Linked DNA regions of Mus musculus: region 1 is linked to region 2. Evidence: chromatin loops called from intact Hi-C (ENCODE). Cell type or tissue: heart. All regions are shown on one strand. Each heading gives the region's core, and the rest is flanking DNA. Links, peaks and the distances in the headings are about the cores only. Region 1 has its middle 67 kb from the start of Gm12111. Region 2 has its middle 72 kb from the start of Fgf18.

The links. A loop is a pair of places that touch in the nucleus more often than their neighbours do. Peaks named below come from ENCODE experiments on the same cell type or tissue, not always from the same donor. Only the 100,000 strongest peaks of a DNase experiment are listed, where the experiment ranks them.
Region 1: a loop joins it to region 2, with 2.0 times the contacts of the local background. A loop is called at or near these places in 2 of 42 quality-filtered maps.

The regions. Positions count from the first base shown.
Region 1 is chr11:32,985,869-33,000,893 of GRCm38, forward strand. No RefSeq gene overlaps it. Among named protein-coding and RNA genes, the nearest start is that of Gm12111, 67 kb to the left of the region's middle. In heart, for the core only: no CTCF peak of the experiment used is centred there; DNase peaks (open chromatin) are centred at 4,403, 5,353 and 8,723.
Region 2 is chr11:33,068,382-33,083,406 of GRCm38, forward strand. No RefSeq gene overlaps it. Among named protein-coding and RNA genes, the nearest start is that of Fgf18, 72 kb to the right of the region's middle. In heart, for the core only: no CTCF peak of the experiment used is centred there; DNase peaks (open chromatin) are centred at 6,360 and 7,160; H3K27me3 peaks cover 3,418 bases.

The DNA of each region.
Region 1 (15,025 bases), core at 4,091-12,090, 82 kb before region 2:
GTTACAGATGGTTGTGAGCTACCATGTGGTTGCTGGGAATTGAACTCAGGACCTTTGAAAGAGCAGTCAGTGCTCTTAACCACTGAGCCATCTCTCCAGCCCTCAAACTATTTTTTAAGATTTAATTTATTTTTTAAATGGTATGTATATGTGTTTGTTTGTGTGTGAATGACCTTGAAGGCCAGAAATAGGTCTTGGATCTTCTGGTGGGAGAGTTATAGGCTGTAATGAGCCAGCCAAGATGACAGCTATGAACAGAACTGGAATCCTCTAGAAGAACAGCAAGCACTCTTAATCTATAAACCATCTCTCCAGCCCTGGCTATGTCAAATCTTAATTATTTCCCTAAGCTCCCTCATAAACACTGTAGTGAGATTAATATAACACACGCGTACACACACACACACACACACACACACACACACACACACACAGAGAGAGAGAGAGAGAGAGAGAGAGAGAGAGAGAGAGAGAGAGTTGCGCCAGGGGTACCTAGCCAGGGGCAGCCTGAAGAGGGCAGGACAACCTTCAGCTGAGTGCAAAGAAGCCTGGCTGTGTTGCCTGCAGGAAACTGAAAGGCAATGATCTGATGGCAAGTGGATCTGTGCTTATGATATAACATTGCTCAAACTATAAGGGTCCATGATTGTCTAAAGAATGATAGACTCACCTAGTATGTAAATGCAGAGTGTTTTATTCTGCAGAAGTCCAGCATGCTGGGGTCTCCCATTACCAAGATAGAGAAACAACCAAGTGACTTACAGGTCTGATTTAAAGTACATTAGGGAATTCTGGGGTAGGTGACCTTCATCTTACTCCATCTCTAGGGACATTCCATTACTAGAGAGATGGGGTGCGAGTGTGGGTGGATGGGAATAGAAATTGTTGCTGAGGAAGTAGCAGAGAAAGTCTGAAAACTGCTGCTGACCCATTATCCTTGCCTTAGGACAGGTGGTGGGACAGCTTAGTAACTGACTTTCCTGGGCTTGCCTGGACTTGTCCAGTTCTTAGGCCTAATCTCCTAAACTGTCGATTGGAAGCCTGTCATGGAGTCAGCCAAGCCTTCTCAGAACCAAAACATTTGCTGGTCTTAATTCTAAAGAACGCAGTTCTTTCTGCAGCTTTCCTTGTGTTAACGATAAGTCTGCAAGCTCCTAGTAGGCACAGCCTCTGCACTCTATGTTATCTGTGTTCAGTGTGGGGCCTAGTCTGGACCACTTAGAATGGGGCTTCCACGTGTACTCATAAAGAGAGTTGGCTGCCGAACTCTTGGAAGGTTTGGCACCTCCTTCAGCCACCCCACCCCAACCCTACCCCACACACTGTGTTTTCTATACAGACAGACTCATCTGTCCTTTTAGCAGGAGAAAAACAGATGAGAGTGTGTCTTTTTTTTTTTTTTTTTGTGCTCTAAGCTTAAAATGAGTATGTTTTTGTTTAAGCACAAATTTTAGTTTATATATGTGTACTGGCTAGTTTTGTGTCAACTTGACACAGCTGGAGTTATCACAGAGAAAGGAGCTTCAGTTGAGGAAATGCCTCCATGAGATCCAACTGTAAGGCATTTTCTCAATTAGTGATCAAGGGGGAAAGGCCCCTTGTGGGTGGGACCATCTCTGGGCTGGTAGTCTTGGGTTCTATAAGAGAGCAGGCTGAGCAAGCCAGGGGAAGCAAGCCAGTAAAGAACATCCCTCCATGGCCTCTGCATCAGCTCCTGCTTCCTGACCTGTTTGAGTTCCAGTCCTGACTTCCTTGGTGATGAACAGCAGTATGGAAGTGTAAGCCAAATAAACCCTTTCCTCCCCAACTTGCTTCTTGGTCATGATGTGTGTGCAGGAATAGAAACCCTGACTAAGACAATATGATACAAAGTAACAAATTCAAATGTTACATTTAAAAGAACTTTTTAATTCTTCTGTTTGTTTATTTAAAGCAAGGTTTCATTTTATCCAGGCTGGCCTCAAATGTGCTATGTAGCCAAAGATAAGGTCAAGCCTCTGATCCTCCAGAGTCTACCTCCCCAGTGCTGGAATTACAGGGCTGTCACCTGACTAGCTCGAAATGTATTATTTTGATTGTCAAATGATTTCACTTGAGGGATTATTAGTGGTTATCACTTAATTACTACTAATACTAATTTTGAAACATAGACAACTGGACTATTAAAAGCTGGTTATAGAGCTATAGCTTTGGCTCAGGGCTTGCCTAGTCTGTGAGTTCCTGAGCTTCACCCCCGTTACTGTAGAAAAGAAAGAACTCCTCATTGGGTGCCACCAGATAGCCCATGAGCTGGAAGCCAGGACACCAGTCACTGCTCCACCATCCTTCCAAACTGTCACCCCAACGTGATAGGCACATGTTAGCTGTCACCCTGGGTTTGTCCCACAGAAAGACAAAAGAAGCAAGTAATGGTTGTCACAGTGGAGTGTGTCAGCTGCAAAATCTTCAAGGAAAAACCCAGGAATTGCAGTCACTGAGAAACCTTGATGTCTGCCAAGTGTCTCCCACACCACTGTCTCCTTTCCCAGAACATGGGAGGTCCAGGATGACCCCTGTCTTGCCCCCCCCCCCAATCCTGTCACTGGTTCCAGCCCACCCCTTGCAGCACCAGAATTTTCCCTCCAGGTTAGATGGAAATTTCCCTGCATGGGTAAAGTCGGATTTCTCCAGATTTGTTGGTTCCTCATCCAAAGCAGGCAGTGGAGCTGAGTGATTCATAGAGAGAACTGCCTGCAAGGGAGAGGCCTCATAGGCCATGGTTCTCCAGAGATGAGGTTCACTGAGGAGGTGGGGGGAGGAGGAGGGAGAGGAGAGGGAAGAAGAGAGGGGAGAATGGGAGAGAGAGGAGGTGGTAAAGGAGGAAGAGGAGGCATAGGGAGAGGAAAACAAAGAAGGAATAGGAAGAGTGGACTCTTGGAACAAGATGGCAGTGGAGGGAGAGGAGAAACAGAAAGGATCTTTAGCCACAGCGAATGGTCCTGTGGCTTCTGTCCCCAAGTCCCTCCAGAGGCTGAGTTTTTCCAGGGAATTCTGCAAAGGTTGCTGCTCTCCTGAATCAGTAGTCACTTAGTACAGAGCTGGACCTGGTGACCAGAGGACCCAGCCCCCAACACCTTGCCCTGTTTTCCCTCACCCTCCATCCTGGTCACCCACGTCAGCATGGAAATCAACAAAATTAACTTTCCTAGACCTTCAGGTTTGGAGAAGTTAGGGGGCATGGGGCAGGCAGGCAGTCAACCCTGTCTGACATAAGTCATACAACACAACAAACGTAGTCAGTGGCCACCTGGACTCCAGGGTTGGCAGCCCTCTGTAAGGGAAGGCCAGGGGAAGGATGGACCCCTGTGATCAGAGAAGAAAACACTCTGCAGAATCTGAGGGAGGGGGCAGGGCTGGCTTCACATGTGCCGTGGTCATTTATGACCTAGTCTACAGACAGGGAAACTGAGGCTGGTAGTGTGGAGACATCTGAGACTGTGGGTTTCGCCACATGACCAGAATGTGGCAGCAAGCAGAGCCTGAGTTCCTGACCCCAAGAAGTGGGGAAAAGCAGAGGCAGGCACGTGGAGAGGACTTGGGGAAAGTTGAGTTTGGGACCATGGTGAAAGCTGGGTGAACCAACCCCACACATATCCTGGTCTGAAGATAAATAAAGGAAGTTGTCTCTCAAGTGAGGTTTCCAAGTGCCCCCACCCACCTCAGTTACGTCTCTCCCCACCATTCATTCAATTCTACCTCAGGAACCTGGACCCAAATGTCACAGCAGCACCACCCAGCTTCAGTCAATCATCTGTGAGCTCAAGACTCTCCCACCCTCAAGTGGCCCACCCAACCTTGTTTGCTCCAGCTAATCTTCACCCTCGTATCCCAGCCCTGCTTTACCACTGTGCTGAACTGTCACGTGCCTCATGTACTCACTTGGCAAGAGAATCCAGAGGCCTATTGCTCCTATTTAGAGGGAGACACAGCAGGAGATATGGCCCATGTCTAATAAGTGAGCTACACGATGAGCTGCCTGGAAAGAGGACCAGCTCTGCCTAGAGCTCTAGGGGAAGAAATTAAAACGGGTTTTGAAGAGTAGATAGGAGTTTGCAGGACTGAAACATAGGGAAGGGTGTTCCATACATCAGGACAGCGTGTGCAAAGCATAGGTGTGAACAGCTATCCCACGTCCTGATGCATGATCCCAGATGTGCCCCAGCCTCACCCCATGGCTCGGACCCAAGTCACCACCTCTCCCTGTGGCCCTTTGTGGCTGTTGGACCCAAAGTCCTCCAGGATGCATCCTGGACCACAAGCTCTTCCAGCCTTCCCTCCCATGTTCCCCGGGGGAGACACATGGACGAGCCACAAATGGGGCACTCTGGGGCTGGACCCTGCTGAATCAAAAGCACATTCAGTAGCAAGCATGTTTGTTTTTGTTTTCCCTCTCGAGTCGATGGAAACACGCACTGACCTCACTTTCCCACAAGTACAGTAGCTTTCCTGAGCGGCAGAGCCGACTGCCAGGAAAAAGCGGTGGGGCTGTCGGCTTCAGGAACAGGGATTCGGTGGCAGCTGTGGCCGCCAGTGGAATACAGCTGTCAGGCAGGCCACTGACATGAGTTTCCAGGGGTGGGGAGGATCCGGCCTGGGCCTCCCAGGGGGACCCTGTGGACGGAGGGTCCAGGTGGCAGCCTGGGAGGAGGACCCAAGATGGACCTTGTTCAGTCAGACTTGGGTTTCCACATCAGCTCACAAGGCCTGCCTGTCACCCAGACTGGAGGCCATACCTTTCTTAACCTTTGTTTCAGATCTTTGTATAGGCCCCAACTTCAGACTTGCATCCTCATAGAGGGTTCCTGTAGAGGCTGAATCTCAAGGATACACAGTCTTCTGTGTCTGATGGGTTTCACTCAACATTATGCGTGTATAACTCTTCGTAGTTGTGTGTGAAACAATGATCTACCCTTTTTCATTACTGTATTGTATTCCACCTCTTCTCTTCCAGTGATAAGCTGATTTCTGCTGGGCGCATGCTCAGCTTTCTTCTCAGCCTACACTGTATCTGTCATGAAGCAGAACTTGCTCCATTTGGGAACTAGGTTGGCAATTCACTCAGAACAGGACAGAAATATGCAGGAGACTCTTCTAGAAGCCTTTTCCTGACTTCTTCTGGGCCCCCACTGCCACCTTACCCAACTCCCTAACAACAGAGCTCAGGTGCTCCAACTTGGCTAAGCAGAGGTCCTGGTGGCCAGAGCAAGGGGACATCATAGGAAACCAGAGGAGCTGAGGCTAGCTGCCAGTCAGTGACTTGGTGGCCAAAAAATGTGCTCTTGGCCCAAGCCTCCTTCCTTTCTCCTCTCAGCCCTTCCAGGCAGTGAGGAAGAGTTGGCAGGCCTGGTACAGATAACGTAGAGCCCAAGCCCTCTTCTGTCATCACCTTCCCAATGTGAAACCCAAGAGCTTGTTTATTTATAAGGAAATTCTGCTCGACAAATGGTATATGGGGGCCAGGGCACATGGAGCGTGGAGCTGGCCTGGCCAGCATGCTGCGCCTGTCTGCTGATGCTCGCTCAGAAGGGGAGCTGGCAGCATTCAGGGCTGGCTCTACTCCTTGCATGGGGGCTGGGTTGGAGACACTCCTCCTTCTTCCTCCATAGTCACAAGCCCCTCCACCCCATAGACCATCAGTGATAACATCTGATGGGAAGGTGAGGTGAGATGGAGTGTGTCCATATCCCAGGATGGGAGAAAATGACAAAATAGACCAGGGGCCCATGGAAGTCAGAGGGGTTCACCATGGCGCTCACTCAGTTCACCAACTGTGTTACTAGGGAGCTGAGCCTGGAATCAGGAGTGATGGAATAGCTTGCACAGTGCTCCCAAGTATATGGGCTATACTCAAACCTGGGCTTTCTGTCTTTCCCTGCCATAGTGGGGGTGGGGGTAGGGGTGGGACGGGGCTGAACACTCAGTCAGCCAGGGTTCAGCAATAAATAGCAAACTGCATGTGGAACTGGTGTCTGGCTCTACATCCCTTCCTGTTCCCATCAAGGAACATGTGTTGAGACAACATGTTCCTTTGGGTGGAAAGTCCTTCCCTTATTCTAGTTCTACCTCTAGTTGATTTGAAAGACCCAGCACAAGCTGAGCCCTCACTGTTCAAGCCAGGGTCCGTCGCTGATCCCAGATCTGATCGTATTTCCCATACGTGCATATGTGGGGTGTGTCATGCCTCCCTTTCCTCCATGCCACCAGAATTATGGACCCAATTAGGGAAATGCTTCAAAGTGCAGAAGAAGTCACTATCAGCTGTGAAATAAATATAAGTGGCTTAAATGCCTCTACCAAAAGACAAAGACTTCAGCTTCAGAACAAAGGATGAGGTCGTTCAAAACATGCTCCAACCCTGAGTCTTCAAGGACTCATATCTGTCTGTCTACTCTACAAGAGCTTTTACTTCTATAATACTGGCCTGTTTTAAATTTATCATAAAATACCTCAAACAAGCTTAAAAGTATAAAAGGTAACGCAACACCCATTGGTCTCCCACTGAAATTTAATCTATGCCGTTTATTCTGGATCTTTTTTTAGGGCTCATCCCTTCCATCCCAGAGGTACTCACTAACTGGAACACGATGTGTACTGTTTTCGCAAATGTTTGGTACTTTTCCTACAGATGGGTGTAATTAAAAACTGTATAAGGGATCCTGCGTTTTTAGAGTTGATCTACACCATATCATGTATTAGCCATCTTCTGTAATTTCCTTTTGGGAGGTGACATATATTGAAACACAGAAATATCCTGCCTTATTTTGAGTTGCCAGAATGGTGCTCACTGGGTCTCTGAGCACAAGACATCTGCCTGCTTATTCAGTGATATCAGTCTGCTCTTGGATGCATACCTTATATACCCAGGCTGGTGGCCCATAAAGGCTCAGTTGAGCCCTGACCACTTCTCCGTCACTACCCTGGTGTTCCTCTCTGGTGGTGTAATAGATGAGAATTGGGTCCAGGGTTTGATTGAGGTTTGAAGAAAGAGATGATGGAGTCGGGTAAAGAGAAACCTGGGCAGCGTTCTAGAAAAAGGGAGTCACCAGGACTAAGAACGGGCCCCACTGTCTCCTGTTAATTAATCCTGGAGGCTGGAGTGAGTGTGGATGTCATTATAGCTGAAGGCCTTGGGGGAATACTTCTCTTCTTTAAAAAGGTATTTGTTCTGTTAATAGCAGAGCATCGCTGGTACAAACCAACATTTCAGAACCGAGAACCTGTGATTGCCAAGTTTGGCTTGCTGGGGGAAGAACAATGGGCTTTTAATTATAAAGATGTCTGAGCCCCCACCCAAAGGTTAAGTTCATCAATCTGGGACAAAACCTGGGGTCTGACTGTTCACAAACCTTCCCGGGTGGTTCTGATGGCAGCAATTTGCTGACAGGGCACAGGAGTGGCATTTACCTAAGTCACTAAGGAAACCCTTGGGCAAGTTCTCTCAGCCACTCCATAGCCTCTGTGTTTAAGGCTGCTTCTGCCCAGTTGCTCACCACCGGATCCTGTGTGCCCAGGAGGGATAGCCTATCTGCTCCTCATGCCCCATTAGCCCCTCCATGCTCTTTCCAGGGGTCTCACATTGGGTTGAGAAGTCCTGCCTGAACCAGGGAAAGACTCGACGATAGCTTCATCCTAAGAAACCCTCCATTTTTGTCTCTCATCTGGAGCACCGAGCCTGGCTGGGCCATGTGGGAACCGAAGACTGCTGGCAACACAGCTCTGGAGATGGCACCAACTCAAGCAGCACTTTCGGTGAGGCGGAAAGTGTTACAATTCCCACTATGCAGACACAGAGGACACCGTGAGCACTGAGGCACAGCTAAGAAGTAGAGGAGCCAGGAATTAACCGGACACCCTGGCTTCAGCATGTTTAATCAGAGCCACTCTGCAGAACCCTCTAGAGCAGCAGTTCTCACCCCTCCTAATGCTGTGACCCTTTAATACAGTTCCCCGCGTTATGGTGACCTCAGCCATAAAACTATTTCATTGCTATTTCATAGCTGTAATTTTGTTAGTTATGAATTGTAATGCAAATATCTGATATGCAGGATATCTGATATGCAACCCCCCAAGGGGTGGTGACCCACAGGTTGAGAACTGCTGCTCTAGAGGGAGAAGCCTCCAGTGGGCTTCACTTCGGAGATATCCCTGACAGATCCTGCCTGTCCCAAGGTGATGTGCACGGCTTCCCGTCTGCCTCCTCTCTCTACCTTATTCTTTACCTTGAAATAAACTGGAGATGTGCATATAAGTGACCATGCTATTGTCAATGAGTGCCTGGATCCTTCCTGTGGGACAGTACTCAGGTACACTGAGAAAGGCTCATGTGGGTTATCTCATGCAAATCTGGTAGTCACCACCAGAAAAAAACAACACTTATGTGCATGTATATGCACACATACACACATACATCCCTATGTGCATTACACACAACTGCAAGGACCCCCTATATGTTCCTATGTACACACATACACACACACACACACACACACACACAACTGCAAGGGCCTGCTCTGAGGGACTTATCTGTGACAGACAAGGCCACGTGGCCCCTGATTCCTTGGCTGCTCCTGTGAGTTTGGAGAGCTTCTCACCCCAGGGCCCTGTTCTTTCCAACACTCCTCAGGCCTTCTTCAGAGTGAGGTCATGAACCACAGTAGCAAAAACAACATAGCAACAATACAGCCCATGCAGTTCTGCAGACTTCCCTCCCAGGAGTGCTCCGAGCTGGAGAGAATATCTTGCTAGGCTCTGGCAACTCCACCCTAGCCTAGCTCAGCCTCTGGCTACCAGCTGCTTCTCCGTCCTGTGCAGGCTATATCCTCTGGTCTCTTCTTGAGCTAACCTGAGAGCCACGTTGCTTGCTGCCCATCTGATGCTCCCTCATACCTTCTCAGAAAATACCAAGGGGTCCGCATCAACATTTTCCTGTCCATGTGAGAAGCTGAACAAAGCCAGCTCTCAATACTTCCTGGCTTGGCCAGACATCCGTGCAGCCACCTACAGAAATTGTGTGAATCCCTCTAGGAGCTGAGAGAAAGAACAGGAAGTCAGAGGCAGCAGGTGCCAGGCCCGGGTCCTACTCCACACAGTGGGTCATCTGCTCTGTAGCCACTATTGGCCCAACTCAGCACTCCTAAACAGAGGCCCTCTCTGTTGACTCCTCTGCTGCAGTGCAGACATGGGAGATTGGATCCCTTGAACGAAGCTATTCCTGCTAAGATGCTGGTTTTTAAAGCTCTTACATTCAGTTAAACTAAACAACTGGTCATTGGTTGCTGGAAGAGTTGTATGTGTATTTGAAGCAACGTGGTACCACAGGATGGAGAAAGGAATGGTATCTCTCTGAAAGGCACAGGGCTCCACAGAGAAGCAGCCCCAAGCAGGTCAGAAGTTTGCTTGTGAGAGCCAAGCCCAGGCTCCTTTGGGACCTACATTTCAGGTCTGTGGGTGACTCTTTCTTTTTTACTCATTGATCAATGAACTTTTTCACCATGTGTTAAACACCAACTAGGGGCAATGAGTTATGGATATCTAAAGATTGAGTCCTAAATTCTGACAGCTTATAGAGTTTGGAAAGCCAAGACCTGTGTTCACTAAAGCCTTAACTAGTGTTTCAAAGGCTCTTGGGACAAATCAGATAGAAGTGGATATTTAATAAACACTTCCCAGGAGATGTAAGGTATTCATTGCAGTACAGCTAATAATAGTAAGTCCAGAAACAACACAAATGTCCACTAGGAGGGGAGTGTTGGTAAACAGTGATGTGTTACCATCAAATATTTTTCTTGTGCAGATAAAGATGAACAGATGGATGAGTAGGTAGAGGGACGGATGGATGGATGGATAGATGGATGGATGGATGGATGGGTGGATGGATGGATGGATGGATGGATGGATGGATGGATGGATGGAAATTCCAACCAGAGAATTAAAGCACAGTGAACCTGAGTTCAGAAAGTGTGGCTGAGGAGACTGTATGGCAGTAAATTCTTGGCACATAGTAGTAGCCAATAAATACTTCCCCATACCAGATCTGGCAAGACAATCCAAAGGTCTCCAAGAATATCCATGTGTGTCCCAGGCTGCCCCTGGATCTCTGTCAACAGGTACTCTTAACACCTGCTGACCCACACTGCCTTCAACACATATCACACAAAGCTATAGTTGGCAAAATATTCTGGTCCCGGCATTGATGGGACACAAAGACGGATGGCACAGAGTAGAAAACAGGAAAATAATTCCATGCATTTAAAGTCTTTTCACTTCAAAAAAAAAAGAAAGAAAGAAAGAAAGAAAGAAAGAAAGAAAGAAAGAAAGAAAGAAAGAAAGAAAGAAAGAAAGAAAGGGCATCAACCAAGAACACATGCATGGAAAAGGAGAATCTTTTCAATAAATAGTGCCGGGGAAAGTGGGCGTGTGCAGAAGAACCTCCTCTTCTTCTTCTTCTTCTTCTTCTTCTTCTTCTTCTTCTTCTTCTTCTTCTTCTTCTTCTTCTTCTTCTTCTTCTCTTTAAATGTATTCACTATTGCTCTCTTCAGACACAACAGAAGAGAGCGTCAGACCCCATTGCAGGTGGTTGTGAGCCACCGTGTAGTTGCTGGGAATTGAACTCAGGACCCGTGGAAGAGCAATCAGTGCTCTTTACCACTGAGCCATCTCTCCAGCCCATTGTAATATTCTTACAGCTTCTTCCACACCTGAAACTTTTCATAATAAAACGGAAGTCAGAAGAAAACCCTGCTGGTACTAATGCTGCATGGGTGTCTGAGGTAACAATGGGGAGATACCCCCAACCTGTGTCTTAGGGCAGGTCTCTTAGACTCCAGAGTGTCACCAAACCTTCTGTTGAAGCCATGCTGTTGGAGCCAGGCATGAAGCAAAGGACTTAGGCTTTCTTGAGATTTACTAGCTCAGCTCTCCATGCTCTCATTCTTCTTAAGGCCCCTTTCTGGCCCAGGACACATTGCTTCGGTGCCACCATATCTGTTCAAGGTACAGCCAAGGCACACACAGAGGCACTCCCATCCCTGTATCCACCTGCTGCCTGGAAAGGCATACACACATGAACACAGGTGTTCAGTCACAAGACTGAGGAGCGAACCCAGTGTGAGCAATGAGGGGGAGAGAAAGAAGCCGCCCTTAGTATGGAGCTGTTTTCCAGTCAGGAAGAAACCCACTGCTTCTGGTCTCAAACAGGAAAGCTCTTCTCTCTACCCAATCACAGTGGCCATATTCTCCCGGGGGAGAAGTCTCTGACACACAGATAGCCTTATCTAGCCTCTCCCCCAACAAAGGACAGAGACAAGCAGACTTTTCTGTCTGTTAAGCCATGGGTCCACTACTTCCTATTGTAACTCAGCCTGTTCAGCCATTTCCAACCCGGGAACTCAGCAGATCTTGATAACAGGGAGATCGAACCATCCAAAAAATTCTCAACAGGTTGAAGCTTGCTTTACTCTTTCCATAAAGCTGGGAGGTGCCGATGAGAAGTGAAGCATGGGTGAGAGGCATGAACTTAAGAGATATAGCCAAGGATCCACTCTGGAAGGGAAAGGAGCAGAGGAGGTGTGTTTGGAGTCCCCCCACCCTGCATGTCACTGGGAAAATGAGGGCACACTCTGGTATAGATTCCCATGGTCTCAAGAATATAGCTGAGAGAGCACTGTCTTCACAGCCTGCTCAGGAGGGTCCAGATCCTGCCCCAACATCAATGTTCCCACACGGTCCCTGAGCCAAGCCCTGACTGAGCCCTTAGAGGGTCACACCCTACCCCCACTTCATAGAGTGATAACAAAGTCAAGAGTGATTGACTCAGGAAGCAACCCAGACACCAAGCAAAAGAGTCACACACCCAGATGTGTGCAAGAACCCATTGCCATGTTTGTATCATCCATGGAAACTATGTTAAGAGTTCCAAAAAAGAGCCATTGCCAGGAGGCCAGCAGGGGATCCTGGCTTTGTCTTCAGAATTTGAGGGTGAACTATGAATGGTTTGGGGCTGCTCTCAGACTACTTCAAATGTGTCTTAGAATAGCTACTCCTGATGTCTGGGGTCATGTTAGGACAGCATCTGTAGAGGTTACCATATTATACTGGGTGACACTATTCCTGGGCAGATTAGAACAAGCATGGACTCAAGAAATAACAATACAACATCTTTAAATACAAGGGTTTATTTTTTTCCTAATCTTGAATATCTGATGTGGTAGGAGGCAAACTTAACTCCCTACCTGAGCTCAGGATTTTGATAGCTCAAGGCAACAAAAGTCGGAGGGACATTCACCCTTGCAGTAGTAGATGCTTTGTAGTGCTTGCCACAATACGGTTGCCATGTTTCCCGGAGATGCCAGAGAGACTAGGCAGGCATCATGTCACGGCTCGCCAGTCTGTTTCTTTCAACAGCATAACTCTCATGCTGTTCCCATGGCTCCTTGTAATCATGGCTCTCCAGCCAGGACAGCGAGCTGGTCAGTCCTAATTTCTGTAGTTCATGATGAGTGAGCTCTGGAAGAGAGAGACACGTAGTGTGGACACTCAGCAAATGTTTGCTGAAAATGTGGATGAATGAAGACATAGATGCATGTATAATTAATGTACACACGTATGAATGAATGTAATAACTCACGTGGGAAAAACGCTTCTGTCTGCCTCTGCGCACATCTCTGCTCTCTTCCAGTCTCTGTGGCAGCAGTTGACTCACTGCTACGGTCTCCCTCCCTCCACAAGGCATCAGAACACACTCTGTCCTCATCTTCATTCACCTTAACAACTCTCAGTCTTCGTCCGCATTGGCTCATGCAAGGCCCCCAGCTCTCCAAACACCACAAATCATGTTTTCCTTGTTCGCTGTCCTTTATTTCACCGCTGACCAGTTATGTCTGGAGTCTAACCTCCATGAAGGCAAGGACAATATTGGTTTTGCTTTACAATGTCCAATCCCAACCCAGCCTTGAAGGCGGTAGGGCTTGTTAATTCTATGGAGCGTGACAGCATGCGCCCTCTAAAGGAGGATTCAGGGGGCCAGACGCCTGGGAAGCACTTGGTAAATGATTTTTGAACTTGACAGCTCAGTCCCATGTGGAGGGCTGGTTCCTGGAACTTAGCTGGATCAGTGCTGAAAAATGACTAGTAGGACCCATGTGACAGCAGCACAGTAGAAGGCTGGAGGGGGTTGAGAGCCAACATCTTCCTCTGCCTTAGGCCATGTGCTGAAAGCTGCCTCCTCCTACAGATATCAAGAAACCTGCCGTGAATGTTAAAGAATCTATGTGCTCCCTGCCTGGGCTCCCACAGCAGAGCCCAGCTCTTCCATCAGTTCATAGCACCCTGCTGAGCCACCCTCCCCATCCCATTTGGGTCAGACAGGGTCTCCACATGGTAAATGGCTCCACCAAACCAGACCAAGGTCTTATTCTTGGGGTTCTGAGACCCTGAGCAGGATGGCACAGCATATGCTCTGAGAACTTGCTTTCTTCCCAGAAGTCTCCTCTGCAGGCAGTGACTCATTCCTGGAGAGACCCAGGCGAAGTCAAGTTGGCTTCAGAAGCAACTGATGAAATCACCTGCTCCTGAAAACCAATCCTCCAGCTCTCCATGAGGGAGGCAGCTGGGGGTGCAGCGTGGGCAAGAGGGACGCACAGCTCTGCATTTTAAACACGGTCGATGGAAGATGAGTGGACTCAAGTTGGCTGCTAGCAACACAGACTGATGAGGCTGTTTGCACTCCGGTACTTCATAAATAACTTCTCAGCTCAGTTTCCAAGGTTGACAGAGCACACTTCAAAGGGCCTCAGCAGGGAGGAAATGATCCTCTCCCTCCATCCCTCCCCCTCAGGTGAGGCCTGAGATCACCAGTTGGAGGGAACGTCAGGGTGTGGCCCCACCTACTTGCTGGCAGCTGACAGACCTATAGACTGACTGATGGACAGACTGAGGAGATACATGGCCAACAACTAATGGAGAAACTGACATAGGCTGTGACTGGTGAGATGCCCAAGGATGGCTGAGGTTCTGTGAGTGGACGAACCACTATAGATGGCGGCAAGCCACTTACCAGCCAGCCAGCCAGAGAGTGAGACCAACTGGTTGGCAGAGGGTTCATTTTGTCAGTGAGCCAGTGTGTCTAACCAGTTAACCTGTCTGCTTCTCCCCCAAATCCCCAGGGTGACCAATGGGCTCTGAGCCAACATGCCTAACACTAGAGGAGAGTAAGAAAGGCTGAGGCCACTGTTGGAAGAAAGAAGAGAGTAACCCCTGACCCATACTACTGCTGGGGAGAACTCAGACTTCCAGGACTCTACCCGGCAAAAAACATACCCTAGGAAGATCAAGTACATGTTTTAAAAGGACAATGTGTGTTTTAAAAGAAAAAATATGGAATCTAAAATGCCCACTGAGTAGGGAGGAAGGACTCACACGGGCACATTGAAGGAAATCTGGCCTTATGGCCATGGGGGCAGCACAGAGACTGGGAGCATCGAGATGTGGTCTATACTTCAAGTCTCCTCTGGGTATTTGGATGGGGCAAGCTGCTCAGAGGACCACCCCCTCCCCCATTTCCCCATCCGAAGCACAGCAGGCACATTCATTCTCAATGGGTCCTTCCAGGGGTCATAAAATGCTGTCATGGAGGTAGATTACTTTTCCTGTCATTTTCTAATTATATCCTGTACTGGGACTATATTATTTTGCAATGGAAAAAGCTCATTTTATAATTTCAGAAGGAAAAAAAATAAATTCGGTCCTTTCTTGTTTGATTCACACTCAATAAATATTTCTTAATTGATGTATCCAAGGCATCCTTGAGTCTTTCTTTTCCTCCTGATGTCAACATGGTTTACTGAGTGTCTCCTGATTCTTCCCCTCTTTTTCCTAGAGGGCTCCTCGACCAGACTTTTCTGACTCTCCTGGCTCAGGCAGTTGCTAGAAGAGTCTCCATATTGCTCCATTTGAGGACTTCCAGAGGTTATCTGGGGTCCTTCGCTCT
Region 2 (15,025 bases), core at 3,400-11,399:
CATAGTGGCTATGGATTCCAGAAGATTGAATCTCCGAGTTTAAGGAACACACCTTTAATCTGGGCTACGCCTTTCATCTGGGATTAAAGGTGTGGTGGGACACACCTTTAATCTGGGCTACACCTTCTGCTGGAGACAATATAAGGACATTGGAAGAAGGGAGTCTAGCTCGAGCTCTTGCTCCTTCGCCTGCTTGCTGCGTGAGACTGAGTAACTGCTAGATCCTTGGACTTCCATTCACAGCTGCGACTGAACAATTGTTGGGAATTGGGCTGCCGACTGTAAGTCATCAATAAATTCCTTTACTATTTAGAAATTATCCATAAGTTCTGTGACTCTAGAGAACCCTGACTAATACAAGTGCCAAGGATGTTCAGGGGTCTATGAATTCCACTCTACTTCCCTTTGATGAGTTGCTTTTAAACCAGCAGTTCTCAGCCTTCCTAATGCTACAACCCTTTAATACAGTTTCCTGTGTTGTGGTGACCCCCCCAACCGTAAAATTATTTTTAATGCTACCTCATAACTGTAATTTTGCGACTGTTGTGAATCATGGTGTAAATATCTGACATTCAACCTCAGTGAAAGGGTCATTTGATCCTCAAAGGGGTTGTGAATTGCTGTTTTAGGCCCTGAATTCTAGGCCCAAAATAGAAAGAATATGAAAACAGATCACTTGAGGAGCCCACTGTCTGTATGTACCCAGGCAGGTCTGGAAATCTGTATCACCTGACTTGGCTTTCCTCTACCATCCGCCATTTATAAAGCACCAAGGTACTGCTAAAGGCCAAGACAAGGGATCAGGGGTCCTAGTCTGCCTGGAGCTTCAGGCACACTGAGGGGAGTCAGACCGGAAAGTAGATCTTTATAACACAGTGTTGCTATTTGTTCTACCTGACAACGAACTGGGTACAGCACCCCAATAAACCCATCTCCTCATCCGTGAAGCATGGATTACAATAGCTCCTAGCTGGGAGCACACTGAAAAGCTAAAGCAGACTGCTGTGGCATTGAAAACAGCACTTACAACATGCATGCACTGTACAAGTGCTTGAACCATGTTAGTTTATTTAACATTAGTGTTGCTATCACTGTTGCTGTTAAGCAATGGCCACTGGGAAGCTGGGCAGTGGTGGTGCACATACCTTCCACCCCAGCACTCGAGAGTCAGAGGCAGGTGGATCTCCATGTCCGAGGCCAGTCAGGTCTACAGAAGGAGTTCCAGGACAGCCAGGACTACATGGAGAAGCCATGTCTGGAAGCAAACAAACAGACAGACAAAACAACACATTTTTTGAGTCCAAGTCCAGCCTGTTCTGCAGAGTGAGTTTCAAAACATCCAAAGTACTAGGGATACAGAGCAAAGACCCCAGTGCAGCCTGGAGGTGGGAAGGGGTGGACAACACTCCCTGCAGAAAGTGATGTGCAAGTAGAGGCCAGAAACCCAACTAGGAGTTCACTTTGCGAGTGAGAGGCCTGTGCAGAACTGAGCAACAGCAGACGCATGCCGATAGCTTCTCAAAGCCCAACTTGTCAAAACACAGTGGGGAGATCAGAAAAAGATGAGGGGCTGGAGAGATGGCTCAGCGGTTAAGAGCACTGACTGCTCTTCCAGAGGTCCTGAGTTCAATTCCCAGCAACCACATGGTGGCTCACAACCATCTGTAATGAGATCTGATGCCCTCTTCTAGAGTGTCTGAAAACAGCTACAGTGTACTTACATATAATAAATAAATAAATAAATCTTTAAAAAAAAAAAAGAAAGAAAAGAAAAAGATGAGAGCCAAGGAGGAGGTTTGAAAGTGACCTTGGGGTCTCTGGGGGCTTTAAATAGGGCAATGCAATATCGCATCCCTAGATGGAATGGGTTGAGAGGGGCTGCCTGGAAAGATGGGTGGCGGCCGCCATCAGTGGGAGGAAAGACAGGTCCCCACACCAAGGCTTAGGGGACAAGTGGAAGTTAATGCCCAGGTCCCAGAGACTTAGAGGCTTTAGGCCGAAGTAGGTAGCATCCAAATGGAGGAAGAACGTAAGCAGGCCAGGTGAAGGAGGCTGCCAGCTGGAGTCATAGAACATTGGTTTTAAAATGTTTTAAATGTCTCCTATTTCAGGTCTGTATCCATAACAAGATAATGGAGGCCCTGGTCTGTTTAACTATCTGGGAGTCCCAGGGACCTGGTTCCGGGTGGGTGCTCAGTGAATGTGTTCTCGACTCTGGCCCCTCCCAGCTACCAGCCGTTGCACTGGGCTGAGCCCCTGCCAAGCCCTGTACCATGGAAAACCAAACCACAGTGGGTTTCCAGAAATGTGGAAAACATCCCGCAGGAATCTATCATCCCCAGGGCTCTCCTGGCTGGGGCAAGCCAGGCTGGTGAGGACTGTTCAGGGATGCAGGCCATGGTTGCCCAGGACACCACAGTGGCCCGTGGGGAATGCTGGAAAGAGAGCCTAAGGATAGAAAGGCTGGCTGGGAGCCCAAGTCTACAAAGGATGCTCTCGCAGCCTCTGAGCTACACAGTAAGGCCAGAAGTCTGAAGGCCACGAAAAGCCACAGCTCAGTTTCATGCCTCCTTATCCCAGCATACACACACACACACACAAACATACACACACACACACACACATACACACACACACACACATACACACACACACACACATACACACACACACACACACATACACACACACACACACATACACACACACACATACACACACACATACACACACACACATACACACACACACACATACACACACACACACACATACACACACACATACACACACACATACACACACACACATACACACACATACACACACATACACACACACACATACACACACATACACACACACACATACACACACACACACATACACACACACACACACACACACACACACACACACACCTCTTCACAATTTGTCTAGCTAGGTACTGGGTACCAGGATGTTCATCCTTTGTAGGCACATTGTCTCTCACAATCCTCACACAGCTCTCAACATGAAATGACTGACATATAAGAAACAGAGACTCCAGGAGATGTACTCACTCACCCTAGACCTCACAGCCAGTGGGGAGGGTTGGGGGATTCGAACCTGGTATTTGGGATCTCAAAGCCTTTAATTTTAACTACCAGTCTAACATCCTTAGAGCCTGTAGCCAGTGGCCCTGAGGTCAACTCAACATGCACACATGTTTTATTTGGCCCCAACACTGTTTTAAAAGGGGGGAAATTTCACATAAAAATCCAGATTTCCGGCTTCTCTTTAGAAACCAGATCTGGCCCACATTTCCGGAGGACCACTATTGGCTAAGCAGAGAAGCAGCTGCCCCTTGCATTAGCTTATGCTTTTCCCATCCAGCCCCAACCCCAACCCCAACCCCAGCACCTCCTTGATGTCCCCGGCTTGCCTCTTGAAGGCATGAGAACGTTGTCTTCCAGGTCTGGGAATGCCTCAAGGAGAGAAAGCCCATATCCCAGTATAGAGACTGAATCTTATCTCCTTTCCTAGCATTTCTGCCTCTCTCTCTCTCTCTCTCTCTCTCTCTCTCTCTGTGTGTGTGTGGGGGGGGGGCCTGGGACCAGTGGCCTCCTCCTCTTCCTAAGCTTTCATTCCTTGTCTTTAAATGGGTGCCCTAATTTTCTTTTCTGTTGCTGCGATAAACACCATGACCATAATCAACTTGGGAAGAGAAAAGTTGATTTCATTTTATAGGTCATAGTGCATCATCAAAGAGCACCAAGGTGAAGCAAAACCACAAACAAATGTTGCTCCCAAGCTCATCTTCAACTACATTTCTCAAGCAGCCCAGGCTTAAGAAAGCCTAGGGATAACACTGCCCACAGTGGGCTAGGCCCTCTTCTCTCGATGAGCAGTAAAGAAAATGCCCCGCAGATAAAATACAGGCCAATCTGATGGAGGCAATTTCTCAATTGAGAAGTGCCAGTCTCAAGAGAACAATCTTAAAGAGCTGCACAGAGAATTACGTGAGCCCCCAAACTCTGGGCTGGAGCCCCATATACCCACCTCTCTCCTCCCCTTTCTACTAAGCATAATAGCTCATGCCAGGTTTGAGTGGCTTGAACTGGGTGAAGGCTCCCTCCAGAATAATTCTTTTAAAAAGCTCTCAAGCTTGGATTTGCTGGTTTCCCCCTCATCTGCTGTCTCTTCAGAATGCATGTTCTGTGAGGAGAGGGCGATGACCACGTTTTCATCATGTGTGCCTCAAGTACTCAACACAGACTGGAACAACCTTTGGTGAGGCTGGCCCTACTTCATCCCTCAGCCCTTTTCTCTTCTCTGCCTATACTCTGATCTCGTCCATCCTTAGGTTGTGAACACCATTTATATGCCGGTGGCTTCCCACATACATACCTTGAGCCCAAACCTGCTGCTGATCTGAGACCCTATTGACCTGTGTACATGGCATGGTTACTACACTTGAACAAGAATCTCAGATTCAGGGCTGGAGAGATGGCTCAGCGGTTAAGAGCACCGACTGCTCTTCCGAAGGTCCTGAGTTCAAATCCCAGCAACCACATGGTGGCTCACAACCATCTGTAATGAGATCTGACACCCTCTTCTAGAATGTCTGAAGGCAGCTATGATGTACTTACATATAATAAATAAATAAGTCTTTAAAAAAAAAGAATCTCCGATTCAACCAGCCAAACCTAACCTCCAAATGTCCCTAGACCTGGCTCTACCCACAGTCCTCCCTTTTCCAGGAGATGGCGTTATTCTCCTGGCTACACAGGCATCAGTCAAGGAAATCATTCCTGAGACCTCACTTCCTGCCACTCACTGATGGAATCTGATGGTTCTTGCCACTTCCAATGCAACCACCCTGGGCCAAGCCAGCATCACCTACTCCCTGGATTACTGAGATAACCTTTCCAACTGGCGCTCACATTTTTGTAGCTTCTGACAGGTTATTCTGTACACAAGACTTGGAGTGGTCCTTCAAAACTCAGTAGTGGCACATGCCTTTAATCCCAGCACTTAGGAGGCAGAGGCAGGCAGAGTTTTTCATTCCAGGGTAACCTGGTCTACAGAGTGAGTTCTAGACAGCCAGGGCTACACAGAGAAACCCTGTCTCAAAAAGAAAGAAAGAAAGAAAGAAAGAAAGAAAGAAAGAAAGAAAGAAAGAAAGAAAGAAAGAAAGAAAGAAAGAAGGGAGGGAGGGAGGGAGGGAGGGAGGGAGGAAGGAAGGAAGGAAGGAAAGGAAATTAATTAAATAAAATAAAACTTAAGTTGGAGCGCATGTCTCTGCTCCAGTCCCTGGCCTGGTGCCCATCATCCTCAGAGTGAAGGCCCAAGTTCTGCACAACAGGTTTGGGCCTCACTGCCCTCATATAGTCGTTCCTTTCCCTTGCAGGGTCAGAGTCGCTAGGAGGGTCTTCACATTAGAAAGGACTAGAGCTCAGGTTCTGGTTTGACTTCAAGGCTTTTAATCGTTCTGCTCAAATGTCCAACTTTCCAGCAAGTCTCACTGATGTCCCAGACCTGCAGCTTCCTTGTAAAAAATAGACAGATCCTCCGTACCATGGATGGCGATCTTTCTAAGACCACACCCAATATCCGATGACTTCAGGATGGACTTGGGCAGAACAGCATTTCAGCTACTTCTCTATTCCTGAGTAAAGAGAGGCCCTGGGGAGGCAGATTAATGTGCAGAGGATGAGTGAACGGATACACAAACGCTGGTCAGACAGACAGAAAGTAGGGGAGAAGATACAGGAAGGTGAGCGGAGGGTTGGGAGGTGGATGGTGATCGAGGAGACAGGTGGCTGAAAACTAGGTAGAAAGTGGGCAGATGGATGAGTGTATAGGTGGACGGTTGCTGGGTGGGTGGTTAGAAGGATAGTGAGATGGGTGGATAGATGGACGGACAGACAGATCAATAGGTGGGTAGATAGGTGTGCGGATGAGTGGAGGACTGAAGAAATAAACTAAAGAATTAGTTCACGTTTAAACAAATGGAGTCAGGATGGGAGAGAACATAGTGCTGAGCGAGTTATTTGCGAGCCCTGCTTTAGAGATGGAGGACTGAGGTGATCTCATCCGGCTGAGCCAATGGCCTTCTGAGAGGTTAGTGAAGCAGGGGACAGAGCCCAGACTCTGGGACCAGACAGACTTGGCTTCAAGCCTTGTCACTTCGACTAGCTACATGACGCTAAGTCCAAACATCCTTGGGGCTTTGGGGATAATATAGTCCCCATCTCTGCAGCCACTGTGACCTGTAAATGAGATTCGTATTGACAAGTTCTAAAGTGCCTGGCACACAGTAGGTGTGCAATGATGGTACTGCTGCGGTTTTGCAAAGCCTAAGCCCGAGAGTGGCCTTGGCCAGGTCTGGCACCTTGGTGTAACTCCCTGTTTTGAAGCTGCTCAGCAGCTTTGATGAAGGGAGCCAGCAGCCCAGGCCAGAGGCTCTGTCTGTATCTACCACTCTCCAGGCCATCAGCGGAGTGGTCCAGCTGGCAGAAACAAGAGCACAGGTCGGGCTGGCTGGGTCTAGGTGCAGGTGGGCCTGGCTCTCTCCCTTCCTGACCGGTTCGGGGGGCCTTTTCTGGGGACCAGCCACCTGCCCTGCCCCACCCAGAGAACTTGGCCTGAAGGTCCAGAGCCCCAACTTCTCAGGAAACTTGCAGACAGGAGAAACTTTCCATCCACACTGCAGGAATTTTGTGCAGAAAGGGGGAAAAAAAACTAAAGCCCTTCATCCTTTGGCCTCGAAGAGAATATTTCTTTTATGTGAAACTGGCAGGGAGAAAGGTTTGAGATTCTTTCTCCTTTGCCTAATTGATATCAACATGAAATATTCTAGTGTTGTTTTAATAAGACTTGGTTTTCCAGCAAGAGTGAGGGGGAAGCTCTTCTGGATCAGAATATTTTTAGCAAAAATATTTTGCTTGAATCCTCCCTGCTCGCCCCCCCTTCCTGCCCTGGCTTCAAAGGCACAGCAGTGTGTTCTGGGGTGCTGCACCCACACTCCACAGCCCCCTCCCCTGCATGGCAGGCTGGCCGGCTGGCCAGCCAGGAGTGCCGAGCCAGGAAGCTATTTTTTCCAGAAGCAGCATCTGGCTCCTTGGCAGTCACACAAGCAGTTGTGTTGGCAGCAAGGCTGGCCGGGGTCTGTCGTGTTTAGGCTGCTGCCTGGCTCACACCCGCAGACACCATGTTCTCTCTCCACATCCGGGAACCTTCCTGCCCTACCCCGCCCCAGCCCCCCACCTCACAAGGGTGGGGGCTCCTCAGAGCACCCTAGCACTTTTGGCCCCAGAGACCTACCTGAGATCTAGCACTAGCCAGCTTGACTCTTGGCAGGTGGTTTAGACTTCCTGAGTCCTCCGTTTCCCCTGGTGGGAAATAGGATCCTTGCCACAGTCTGCCTGTCTGGTCTGACCCTTACCTGACTTTACAAGATTCTCATAGCACATGAAACCCGTTACGAGCATGACCTCCTGAGCAGCATCCAGAGTCTTTGCAACCCTGGGGCCACTGTAGTGGCTACATGCAATCTCCTAGTGCATCCAACACTTAAACAGCCACAACTCATTCTGTTCGACTCGATACCCAAAAGCCATCTTCTTTAGGACAGTTTCTCTTAGCTCTAGCAACCCCCAACCAGCTATGACAGCTCCTGGGTCCAGCCATGACAGCTGCTGGAGCCTTTCTATAGAATACCTAAAATACAGTGCTCTGTGCATTTGATGTTCTTCCACCTAGAGGCTTCATAAGAGACAAGCTATCATCTGTCTATCCAAGGGCTTTGCAGACTACTGCAGGTAGATGAGAACTATGCCAGCCAGCCCTCCTTGAATGCCTCACAGTTCCCTTATGAGCAGCCCTGGGGAGTCAGCATGCCCCCAGACAACCCTCAGGGAAGAGAAGAAAGGCCGCTAATGTTAACATGTCCTATGAACCCAACGTGTCAGACAGAGCTTGCCCTGTTTCCTACATTCTCAGGTTTGCCTAACCCTTCAAGGCAGCCATCATTAGCACTGATTTGCAAAAGTGGGTGCAGGGACACTGAAGGGCTGCCCATTTCAGAACAGTTGGGATATGACATGTTCTGTATAGCTACACTGTCCTCTTTCCCTCTCCTTGGCTAGTGCCAAGATAGCTTGAAGTGACAGCAGGGTACTGTGATAAATATCGGTGACAGCTCCTGTGTGGAGCCCGTTGTACTGAGCTGGGTGCTTACATCCATCATCTCACCAGACTTTTTTCAAAGCGGCCTTTAAAGGAGATGATTGTCATTAGACCCCATCACACAGATGAAAACACTGAGGCTCACAGGGCTAAAGCAGCTTCCCTGGCACGCAGATTGCTGGGGAGTTGTCTAAATGGGAATGGGTTCCATTCTCTAGCAGGAATAACGTTTGCCTTCATCTATTTTCTGTTGCTATAGCTGAACATAACAGACCAGGAAATTACTAAACCATAGAGGTTTATGGGGTGCACAGTTCTGAACGCTGGGAAAGCCAAGAGGGTAGTGCCAACCTTGTATCCACATCTGCTCAGCATCTGCTGAGCAAGGGCCTTCTTGACGCACTGTCTCAAGACAATGGTAACCCAGAGCATCACAGGGTGAGGCAGGGGTGCCACCCCCAAGAGCCACTTTCACAACAAAGCCACTCTCTCAACAATCTGTTACCCACTAATCTATGAATATGAACCTGTCTCTTACAAAGGGTCCCATCTTGAACACCATTGACATAGGGGTTTGGAGACTAAGTTTCCAGCATGGGCAATTTGAGGGACCCTGTCAAACCATCCTACCACATCACAACTGGTCAATGGGTAAGTGGGTGGAAAATGGATGGACGGATGGAGGTGTGGGTGTGTAGAGGATGGGTGGATAAATGAATAGATGGCTCCAGGGCTAGAATGTGAATCTTGATAACCCTGGAGACAGCAAGGGTCAAGGTTTCCGGTTAGCCTTTCTCCTCCTCCCAGAGCTGACCCCTGTGTATGTCCAGATGCCAGCTGCTAGGTGCATGACCTTCTCCGGGAAGCATTCCAATAGTGAAGGTGGGGCCACTAGTCCATGAAAGTCTGCCTCCCTTCCTTGCCACTCATGGAGGGACCAGGAATCAGAAATGACAACCACAGCTCTTCATTCACATCTGTGCTCCCAACTCCTTTTCTGTAGCCACCACAGACTCCAGCTCTGTACCTCCTGAAGACATCAGAATGACACTGTTGGCAAGCACCCCAATACTGGAACCTTTCAGATGTCCCCTGTGAGCTGACCACGGCTGAGAAGTCCAGGTTCATGCCTGCTATTCCGTCATCTCCCATGGCTCGAGCCTCACTTGCCTGTTCACAGGTGGAACCCCAGCATCCTAGATGACACGGCCACAGCCTGTTTCTTGCAAAGTAAATACACAGTCAGCTCAAGTCTTTAGGCAGTCCACGTTTACAGCCTTCCCCAAAGCCTTTCACAGGCTTGAGCCCCAATGCTTGAGGCCTGGGGCAGAATTGGAAATCTACCTCTTCCCAGAGCAGCAAGTGGGTAAGTCACTCAGTGCAGAATACAAATAAATATAGGTGGAGGGACTGGACTGTGGATTACAGAAGATGTGTATACACACACACACAGAGAGAGAGAGAGAGAGGGAGAGAGAGGGGGAGAGAGAGAGAGAGCGCGCGAGAGAGTCAGTCCTCCCCAGTTCCCTACCTGGTGCCAAATGCCTAGTAAAATTCCCCTATCTACCTGTTTTATAGGCAGAGGCTGCCAGGTCTGCCTGCAAGCTCTGCCTGCTGTTGCTGGGCAGGTGAGTCTGGGAGAGCTGCCGGCCAGGCCCAGCCGTTTCCTCCATCCCCTTCTCCCCCACCCCTCAGACAGGCAGCCAGCTGTGTAGCAGACATTCCTAGGCCTGCTCATTGATATTCAGGAATGGAACTCGAGCTGCTCCTGGTGCCCAGCCTCAGCCTGGCTCTTCCACCCATACTGGGAAAGCCTAAACACTCTCTCCAGCCAGAAAGAGCATCCCAGGCCACGGACACTAACACTGGATATCTGGGGAAACTGAGGCCTTGAGAGAGGACCCCAAGGTGCTCAGGGATGCTATACTCTGAGGAACTGACTGAGGTCTCCCGACACACTGCTCAAAGCTCAGTCTCCATCCTGAGCTGCAAAGTGTCCCACAGCTTCCTACCCTTCTAGGTGCGTCTCTATCCATCCAGCAAAATACTGCTCTCTGGAGGAGAGCCCTGCTATGGTGGAGGGAGGGGGCTGGATCCCAGCCCTCCCACACCATCTCAGCAGGGACAGGACACTCCTCCCTCCCAGCCCATTTGCCAAGCCCCCACCTCCCACCTCTGGGATTTGCAGATGGGTTTGTTTTTCCTTGAGGTGTGAAAGGGCCATTACAGGGGCCTCCTCCCCTCCTGGCAACTGGCAGGAGCCAGACACAAACTCTCAGCCCCCCAGGAGAAGGCCCCTGACCCAGGGGTCATGGGGTGGAGGGAAGGTGATGCCCTCCAAGATCCAGCTGGGAATGGGGGGGGGAGCACTCCAAGAACCTGGGCTCTCACCCAGAAGGTGGCAAAAGCCCCCTCCACAGCATGCTTGTAACAAACACTGCCTGCCACACCTCCTTGTTCCCAATGGGCACACAGTTGCAGGCCTCAGCTGACTTGTGTTAGGTCCAAGTGTCCAGCAACAAGACACACACCACAGTGAGATCTCCTATCCCTGAGGGAAGCCTGTCCCTTAGGCAGATTGCTTGGGCTCCACAGTCCAGCTTCCAACCTTCCTGGCTCTTTATCCTCTAGCTATGACTTCTGTCTCCCTTAGAAGCAGGGTGACCAAGATCTCAATTTGCCTAGTTTGAAGGGTAGTTAGTTGGTCATCTCATTTCAGGTCAACAGTGAGTTCTCAAAGGTTGGTCTTTACCTACTAGTCTTCCTGTTCCTGGAGACTTATAAACGATGCAAAAACCCCATGGCTCCCAAAAGAAATGTGAACCTGGCCAACTCTTTCCAGGCGGCAACTTGTCAAACTCCTCCAGGAGTCTAGAGGGTGCCCCGCTCCTGCTAGCTTGCAGCTGCACAGAACATTGTATTAATAAGATGACAGTTGTCATAACAGTGGCCCCGTGAACTGGGTGCTTGCCCTGTGCTGAACAATGCATGTCACTCCCCGAATTCTCTCAACAATGCCATAAGAGGCATTTTAGAGAGGAGGGAAAGAGGGCTTCTGGCAACCAGCACAGGGAGCGTGGAGCCAGGATGGTTCTCCATCCCCTGTGCCCACTCCCCATAGCAGGAGGCTTCACCTGGAGAAGTGGGACCCTCGATGAGGACCTACTTGAACTCAGCTACCCCCGCCCCACTATGGCAGAAACCCTGATCCTCAAGTTCACTCTGCCTCCTTCTGTGCTTAGAGCTGTAGCCAGAGGTACCATCTGCCAATACCAAAGAAACATGCGAGCAGCGGTTAACTGCTGAATCTGGGTCTGGGTTCTGGTTTTGAATGCCAGCTCCTTCCCCACGAGTTCTTGGATCTCATGTCAACATGTCTTTATTTCATGCCTCAATTTTCTCAGCTTTAAAATGGGCATAGTAATTGGTGAAAGAGAAGGCACGTGTGAAATGCATAATACTGGCAGCCACACTGAGAAGCAGGTGGGCAGCAGACAATTCCGGAGCGCCTCCTGTGTGCCAGCCACTGATCCCAGGATGTGGAATCCAAAACTGAAGAGTAGAGTAGATGAGAGGCACGTGTGTGGTAACAGTCACGGAAGGACACCTACTCCTGAGAACTCTGCTTTCTTTGATGACTGCAGCTGAGCTGTGTGTGAAAGCAACTATAGTTAACTCGCCCCTGCCTTTGCACAGGCTGCTCCCTCTACTAGGGGTCCTTCCCTCGGTGCTTAACTGGGTCACGTGTAATCAGCCTAGGGACCCAGGAGTCATCCACTCTGAGAGGTTTTTTCTCAGTCCCGGAAGCAACATCAGGCCCTTCCGTCTTCCAAGGCGTGGGTGGTTTCCTCAGCATCTTGTTGTATTGGGGCTTACTAGTCACTATTCACACACAGATTCAGCCAGTTAATGGATAATCATTCGCTGAGTCGCAATTCCCCATTCCAAGAAATGAAATTGCAAATGATAGCCCAACACTGAGCATCTACTTCACACCGAGGAAGCCAGCTGCTTTAAAAGCCAGATGTGCGCATGCTCTTCTGTACCCGGCAGCACTGTGATCCACATCTCTATTTTGCATGAGGCCCAGAGAGGTATGAGTTGCTTACTCAAAGCTAGAAAGTGGGGAAGGCTGTGCCCTGCCCTGCCCCTTTCGCCATCCTGTCTCTCCTTCTCTCTCCCCCTCCCCCTCCCCCTTTTCCCCTCCCCCTCCCCTTCCCCACCATACTGTCTCTCTCCCTGCCCTGCCCCTTACGCCATGCTGACCCTCCCAGGTCTGGATGAGTCACAGTAAAGTTTCTACAATTTTTTTCTCAGGCACAGGCATTTTCTTTGAAGCTGAGCCACCACCACCAACTGGGTTTGCCTTCAGGTGGGGTCGTCCCCAGGACATGAAACAATCAGAGCCCAATCCAGAGAATTCTGTTGTAAAGATGGTGCTCCTTCTGCCTTCTGACTTCTGACTTCTGTTGGGAATGTCATGGAATCCAAGTCACACGCTGGGCTTTCCCGCTCCACACCCACCCTCCCAAGCAGCCCAGAGTGGGATGGTAGGAAAGTGAGGCTGCTCATGACTTTTGTACTGGCCCTTCCATTGCCCGAGTCTAAGTCTACAAAGCTGGTGTAGAACAGGGTAGGAAGAGGCGTACTACCAGCACAAGGGTCTGCCCCAGTCCCTACCACAGAATGCAGCTCCCGTCTGGTCCTCTTCCTACCACACTGTCCTTTGCCTTCATCATGGGAGAGAAGCTGGCCTGACCCTTTGCCAACACAACCTAGAATAAGAGGGTTCAAGCCACCCTGTGCCCTCTGCTGGCTGGTCCTTTCTGCAATCAGAGGGAAAGGCCATCCAAACTAGTTAACATCTCCCTGTGGCCCCTCCTCCTCCTTCCCAGCCTCCACCTGATGTGTCCAGACATAGTCCTCTTTACAGACAGGTTCCTTCACTTCCAAAACTTCTGTTCCTCGAATCTGTGTCATCTCTCTTCATGTCAGTTGTCATTAGCTGTCACATTACACCTGTATTTGCTTGTATCTAATAAACTTCTATCTAATAGACTTGTATCTAATAATCTTCTTAGGGGCCAACACTTCTTTGCTTTATTCTTGACACACTTGTTTCATTTTTATTATGTTTGTTTATACACTTATTTTTGAGACAGAGTCTCATTAAGTAGCTCTGGATGTCCTGGAATCCACCCTGTAGACCAGGCTGGTTTTTGAATCCACAGAGATCCACCTGCTTCTGCCTCCCAAGAGCTGGAATTAAAGGCACATGCCACACACCCAGCTCCAACGCATTTAATAAAGATATACTTTGTGAGTTTGATTTCACTACCAGGTAGGTGCCTAGGAGTCTAATAAACCATACTTCCAGGTATGTCCACAAGAGTGTTTCCAAAGGCCAGTGATGGAGAAAGCCATGCCCTGAATGTAGGCCGCTCCATCAATAGGCCCAGATGGGATAAAGGGGGAACGGAGGAATCCTGGAGACGCAGACAAACTCCCATGGCTATGTTCCACTATGAGGTGAGCTCCTTTGCTCCACCTACATTGCCCACCACGTTGTTCTGCCTCACCATGCATAGCACCTGGAGCTGCAGAGCCAAGTGATCATTTGCTGAGACCTCTAATGCTGTAAACCAACATAGGTCTTTCCTCTAGGTTGTTTCAAGAAACCCTGTCTTGAAAAGAGAAAATTACGGACCTATGCAATGGCACAGATGACTCTTCAAAAGGGTAAGCCGAGTGAAGAGGTCAGACATAAAGAGAATATATAGTTCTTTTCTATAAAATTTTAGAAGCCATAAACTAATGGAGAGGCGTGGTTTTCTGAGGCTGAGGTTAAAGGTAGGGATACCATACTCAAGGGCACTGAGGATCTGTGAATGAAATGTGATAGACAATTTCCTGTATCTTAATTGTAGCCATGATTTCACAGCTGCATTTATCCAAAACTCAGTACACTGTGTACTTTAAGAGAAAGTAACTGGCAGTGTGTTACTCACACCTCAGTAAGCTTGTTGACTTAGAAAAAGGGGGGTGGAGAGATGGCTCAGTGGGTAAGAGCACTGACTGCTCTTCTGAAGGTCCTGAGTTCAAATCCCAGCAACCACATGGTGGCTCACAACCACCTGTAATGAGATCTGACGCCTTCTGGTGCGTCTGTGTCAGCTACAGTGTATTTATGTATAATAATAAATAAGTCCTTAAAAAAAAAGAAAAGAAAGATGTTAGTGAATGAATGAATGAATGAATGAATTGATGGATGAATCACTCAATGCGATTCTCCTCACAACTCCTCCCACTGAGGTCTTCAATTCGAGGTATAATTCTAACTGACACACTTGAAGCCTTCTTTTCCCTGAACCAGATAGTTTTCCAGTGAGACTAGGAATTGGTCTTTATTTAGCACCTACTGTATGCCAAACACCTCAAGTTCTTTCTTGCAAAAGCCCGAAAGGTGAGCAATGTTATTTCCATTTTAAGCACTGAATCTCAGAGAAGTGGGAGATCTTTCCAGAACTACTCTCCCCCAAAAGGTCAGAGCCAGGATTTTAATTCAGCTTCACCAGACTCTTAAGCTATAATATAGACTTCCTTCCCAACACTAGCCCCCATAGAAACTTTATTGATCACACGTACATGAGTGTGTGTGGCCCCGTAGGTCTCTCGTCTTCTCATCTCTCAGGGAGAAAATGTTGTTACAGCCAAAGAGAACAAATGTGGTTTTCATCATGTTTGGATGTCATGAGAGAATGTCAAGGAGAATCAGTAGCCAGGCCAGATGTTGTCTTTGGTCCCTTAAGGACTAAGAAATTATCCCATCTGGAGTCAGAAATTCAGCCAGTGG